Linked DNA regions of Homo sapiens: region 1 is linked to region 2. A link is an interaction called in ENCODE POLR2A ChIA-PET data of the cell type or tissue named here. Cell type or tissue: K562. All regions are shown on one strand. Each heading gives the region's core, and the rest is flanking DNA. Links, peaks and the distances in the headings are about the cores only. Region 1 has its middle 2.1 kb from the start of AQP10. Region 2 holds the start of CFAP141 (cilia and flagella associated protein 141).

Evidence for each region. ChIA-PET counts read pairs that join two places held together with the same protein. Peaks named below come from ENCODE experiments on the same cell type or tissue, not always from the same donor. Only the 100,000 strongest peaks of a DNase experiment are listed, where the experiment ranks them.
Region 1: POLR2A ChIA-PET joins it to region 2 with 5 read pairs; 6 of 35 experiments call an interaction of 5 or more read pairs at or near these places.

The regions. Positions count from the first base shown.
Region 1 is chr1:154,317,503-154,320,418 of GRCh38, reverse strand. No RefSeq gene overlaps it. Among named protein-coding and RNA genes, the nearest start is that of AQP10, 2.1 kb to the left of the region's middle. In K562, for the core only: no CTCF peak of the experiment used is centred there; no DNase peak of the experiment used is centred there.
Region 2 is chr1:154,204,909-154,207,824 of GRCh38, reverse strand. It overlaps CFAP141 (cilia and flagella associated protein 141), which reads left to right and starts at 1,492. Exons shown (of 4, transcript NM_001010979.3): 1 at 1,492-1,550; 2 at 2,187-2,227. The coding sequence starts at 1,518. LTAP1 (lipid transport auxiliary protein 1) reads left to right here. Exons shown (of 7, transcript NM_001098616.3): 7 at 177-1,105. The coding sequence ends at 372. In K562, for the core only: no CTCF peak of the experiment used is centred there; a DNase peak (open chromatin) is centred at 1,394.

The DNA.
Region 1 (2,916 bases), core at 114-2,613, 110 kb before region 2:
CTACTCGGGAGGCTGAGGCAGGGGAATCACTTGAACCAGGGAGGCGGAGGTTGCAGTGAGCCGAGATTGTGCCACTGCACTCCAGCCTGGCAACAGAGCGAGACTTTGTCTCAAAAAAAAAAAAAAAAAAAAAGACGGGGTTTCACCATGTTGGCCAGGCTGGTCTCAAACTCCTGACCTCTAGTGATTCACCTTCCTTGGCCTCCCAAAGTGCTGGGATTACAAGCGTGAGCCACCGTGCCCGGCCCAAGATCACACAATTATTTCATGGCTGAGTGAATTCAAATCCAGATTTTCTGACTCTCCAGCTGGTAACCCACAAAGCCTCTCATTTAGAACCTGAAGCCTTACCCCAAACCATTTGGATGCTTGAAGAACTCAATAGGCATCTGGAAAGACTGGGCTAAAGACCACAGACTGTGGGAATGAAACTCACATATTGAGTGCTTGTACTTCCCTTATGCCGAGTGTCACATAGGTTAGAGAATACTCCATCTTTGTGTCCCCTGACATGGCTTGACATGAGGCCTTCACACTCATGCTGAGCTCCACCTGGCCTTCTCTGGGTGCATGCCACTCTTGCTCTGCATGAAGTAACCGCATCCTACTTCTTCATATCTCAAGGCTCCAATTAAATGCATTCAAAGAATCTACGTCTAGACACTGGAGAAACAGTGGTGAACAAAACATAGTCTCTGCCCTCCTAGAGCTTATGTTCTAGTAGGTGGAAACAGACAATATGCAACTTTTTAAAATACCATATACAGTTTATGAAGTTCTTGAGGGCTACCATTATGATTTATGTAACCCTGTGGGCTCTACCACTGTCCTGGGCACATCTGTGTGACTAGTAAAGAAATAATATTTCTTTACTAGGTTTAATGGATACTATAGTGCTCCACCCAGATTCCCCCTTGGGAGCCAATATGCCCATTCGCTACATGTAGGAAATACCAGCTGCTGATACCACATAGCTACCTCCCTCATTGGGCAATGCCCTTCAAGTCAGAAAGATGCCTCACCGAAGGTTACATGCCCTCCTATGGGGCCCATGTCAAACACTGATTGATGGAGGGATATAAAAGTCTAGCCTCTTTGCCTCACTTTGCGACAACTCTAAAGGGCTGTTCCAGCTCCAGTTCCCCCATAGGATCCATTTAGGCATCTGTTATATCATCCATGTGTGTCAGTTTCTCCTGGTGCCTAATCTTGTTACAGGAAAGGGGTCTGAATCCAGATCCCAAGAGAGGGTTCTTGGATCTCACACTAGAAATAATTCAGGCTGAGTGCGGCGGCTCATGCCTGTAATCCTAGCACTTTGGGAGGCCAAGGCGGGATCACAAAGTCAGGAGATTGAGACCATCCTGGCTAACATGGTGAAACCCCGTCTCCATTAAAAATACAAAAAAATTAGCCGGGCATGGTGGTGGGCGCCTGTAGTCCCAGCTACTTGGGAGGCTGAGGCAGGAGAATGGCATGAACCCGGGAGGTGGAGGTTGCAGTGAGCCGAGATCGCACCACTGCACTCCAGCCTGGGTGACAGAACGAGACTCCGCCTCAAAAAAAAGAAAAAAAGAATTCAGGGCGAGTCCATAGAGTAAAGTGAAAGCAAGTTTATTAGGAAAGTAAAGGAATAAAACAATGGCTACTCCATAGACAGAGCAGCCCCGAGGGCTGCTGGTTGCCCATGTTTATGGTTGTTTCTTGATGATATGCTAAACAAGAGGTGGATTATTCATGCCTCCCCTTTTTAGACCATATAGGGTAACTTCCTGTCATTGTCATGGCATTTATAAACTGTCATGGCATGAGCCACCATGCCCGGCCATGACCTGTATCTTATGGCAACCTCCTATCTCATTCTGTAACTTAGAATGCTTTAACCATCTGGGAATGCAGCCCAGTAAGTCTCATTCTCATTTTACTCAGCTCTTGTTCAAAATAGACTTGCTCTGGTTCACGTGCCTCTGACATTTCCCCCCTTCCTTTTATAAGAGAAGCACTAATCCTAAGGGTTGCAGAGGGACGAAGGTCCATCTTCTGTAAGTTCTTCAGGATGAATAGGGGCGATGATATTTTTGCCTAACTCTTAGAATCTCTCATATTCGTGGTAGAGAGGAGCTCAGTTGGAAAGTGTTGGTATGGGCCAGGCGGGATGGCTCATGCCTGTAATCCCAACACTTTGGGAGGCTGAGGCAGGCGGATCACCTGAGGTCAGGAGTTCAGACCAGCCTGGCCAACATGGTGCAACACTGTCTCTACTAAAAAATACAAAAAAAATAGCCAGATGTGGTGGCGGGTGCCTGTAACCCTAGCTACTCAGGAGGCTGAGGCAGGAGAATCTCTTGAACCTGGGAGGCGGAGGTTGCAGTGAGCCAAGACTGTGCCATTGCACTCCAGCCTGAAAGAATGAAACTCCATCTGAAAGAAAAGAAAAGAAGGGAAGGGAAGGGAAGGGAAGAAAAAGCATTGGTATCTTGAGGGCCATTCATAACTCATGAGTTCTGACAAAAGGTGATACTCTGGAAGATTCATAAGTGTTCAGTTTAAGGAAACATTCAGTAAGCTTGTCCTCCATTCCTATACAAAGATTACAACAGCTATACATTCCACAACCATAAAGCAAAATAAGTAAAATTATCCCAAGTAAACTAAACTAGAAGGCTTTCCATGAACTGAGGAACTGTTGGAACCACGCTGATATGAGGTTGCTAGATGATTCCAGTACATGCCCAGAATTAGAATATTGATGCAGATTTTTACATTACCCATCCCTCTTGTTTCTTCTGAGCAGCAGTCAGAGGCCACTGGTTGGTTCACAGGACTAAGCAGGGTTAGCCTAAATTGCAGAAACAAACTTAAAGACAACTGATGAGACTGGAATTTAATAACAAGTGTATCATAGTTCTTGAAACA
Region 2 (2,916 bases), core at 151-2,650:
TCAGCCTCTTGTATTTCTAAGCTACTAGATGGGGTTTTAGTAACTAGTTTACAAAATAGGACAGATAGGACACAAATAACTATTTGTGACTATTGCTGCATTTATGGCCTGGGATAAGCCCTGATTTCTTTGATTAGTCCTCATTCTGTCAATGACCTCCCCTCTCTGTTCTTCAGGGTTAAAGCACGAATTGGGAGCTCTCAGCGACATCACCAGTCAGCAGCCAAAGACCTAACTCAGTCCCCTGAGGTCTCCCCAACAACCATCCAGGTGACATACCTCCCCTCCAGTCAGAAGAGTAAACGTGCCAAGCACTTCCTTGAATTGAAGAGCTTTAAGGATAACTATAACACATTGGAGAGTACTCTGTGACGGAGCTGAAGGACTCTTGCCGTAGATTAAGCCAGTCAGTTGCAATGTGCAAGACAGGCTGCTTGCCGGGCCGCCCTCGGAACATCTGGCCCAGCAGGCCCAGACTGTATCCATCCAAGTTCCCGTTGTATCCAGAGTTCTTAGAGCTTGTGTCTAAAGGGTAATTCCCCAACCCTTCCTTATGAGCATTTTTAGAACATTGGCTAAGACTATTTTCCCCCAGTAGCGCTTTTTTCTGGATTTGCATTCAGGTGTTATTCTTAATGTTTCTGTCAAAGCTTCTTAAAAATCTTCACTTGGTTTCAGCCATAGTTCACCTTCCCTGTTCCAGGTTTATTTAATTCCAAAGGTGAGAGTTGGAGTGAGATGTCTTCCATATCTATACCTTTGTGCACAGTTGAATGGGAACTGTTTGGGTTTAGGGCATCTTAGAGTTGATTGATGGAAAAAGCAGACAGGAACTGGTGGGAGGTCAAGTGGGGAAGTTGGTGAATGTGGAATAACTTACCTTTGTGCTCCACTTAAACCAGATGTGTTGCAGCTTTCCTGACATGCAAGGATCTACTTTAATTCCACACTCTCATTAATAAATTGAATAAAAGGGAATGTTTTGGCACCTGATATAATCTGCCAGGCTATGTGACAGTAGGAAGGAATGGTTTCCCCTAACAAGCCCAATGCACTGGTCTGACTTTATAAATTATTTAATAAAATGAACTATTATCAAATAAAACGTATGAATCAGTCCTTTATAGTTGTCTTTTAATAAAACAGGCATTTGATAATGTTATCTGCACATTTCTAACAGGGTATAGGGCATGAGGATTTGCCTCCAGAGAATTGGTGGGACTGTGTGCATACCCTGGACCTACGACCATACACATACTCCTTGGGACCCTAGCACAAGAAATCCTAAAATCAGGACTGTGGCCCTTGCTCATAGATGCCTGTGTCACCAACAGAAGGCTGCAGAACAAGGATTCTCTCAAGGTTTCTGGGGCAACAGGCCAGGTGGCCAATCAACTCCTAGGCCCAGGGTTATTGTTGGAGGTGTAAATGTTACTATGACTACTGAAACCTTGGTTACTGAACTAAACAGAGGAGCCTGTCAGTCTCCTCAGACTGTATCAAGCAAATCTATAGACATGTCTGTGGAAAAGATGACAAAAGTAGAAGAGGTATGCAGAGTTGGAAGGAGGGGCTGGGTTGAAGTTTGATGAAGTTTCCAGATCAATTTACTATAAGTGCATCTTTTACTGGGAAAGGCTTTTGATGTAACAAGGGTATAATGTAGTTAGTAACAGGAGTGGGAGGCTGTGTCTAGTACACAGTAGGTATTCAAATATGTGTTCTATCCAACCCCTGCGTGTTTTCTTTGATCCATTCTGAAAGTAGAGCTTTCCTCTCCCTATTTCCCCCCAGGAAATTGCTTTCTCAAAAAGGTCTATGTGGCTGGGTGCGGTGACTCACGCCTGTAATCCTATCACTTTGGGAGGCTGAGGTGGGCGGATCACCTGAGGTCAGGAGTTCGAGACTAGCCTGACCAACATGGAGAAACCCCATCTCTACTAAAAATACAAAATTAGCCCGGCATGGTGGTGCATTCCTATAATCTCAGCTACTCGGAGGCTGAGGCAGGAGAATCGCTTGAACCCGGGAGGCGGAGATTGCGGTGAGCCGAGATCACGCCACTGCACTCTGGCCTGGGCAACAAGAGCAAAACTCTGTCTCAAAAAAAAAAAAGGTCTATGTCTCTCATTAGAATAGAGGTTCTGGAGACTGAGGCAGATCAACAGAACTACCTTTTCTTGCAGAGTTTTCAAAAGGCCATGGGACTTAAGAAGACGGTCGACAGGTAATCTGCTTCTATCCCCTCCCTTTACCTTTGAGCTTGACCTTTCCACTCTGCTGTCTTCCCTGAGCCACCTCCCAACTCTGCTGCATCTCTTTAGGGGCTCATCAAGAGGAAAACAGATGCGGAAGGGGTGAGAAGCAGCCTTGTCCTCAAAGCAAATGAGATCAGCCTCTTAGTGCCTACTAGGTTAGGTGATATAGATTGGTTTTTATTGTCCCCTGCCTCATTCTCTGGAGAAAAATTGAAGCATGTTTTTATTTTCTTTTTTTATCAAGAATTCAAGTATTTGTTGCCTGGCTTTGTACTAATTATGTGGTTGGTAGTGCAGTATTTGTTGAACCAGTGAATGAGAAGATTCACAAGACTGGGCTACGTATCCTTTTCACCCTGATGAACTTTTGAAAAAACTGATGCAGCCGGGCGCGGTGGCTCACGCCTGTAATCCTAGCACTTTGGGAGGCTGAGGCAGGAGGATTGCCTGAGCTCAGGAGTTCAAGACCAGCCTAGGCAACATGGTGAAACCCTGTCTCTACTAAAATACAAAAGAAGTTAGCCAGGCATGGTAGTGTGCGCCTGTAGTCCCAGCTACTCGGGAGGCTGAGGCAGGAGAATTGCTTGAACTTAGGATGCGGAGGGTGCAGTGAGCCAAGATCGCACCACTGCACTCCAGCACTCCAGCCTGGGTGACA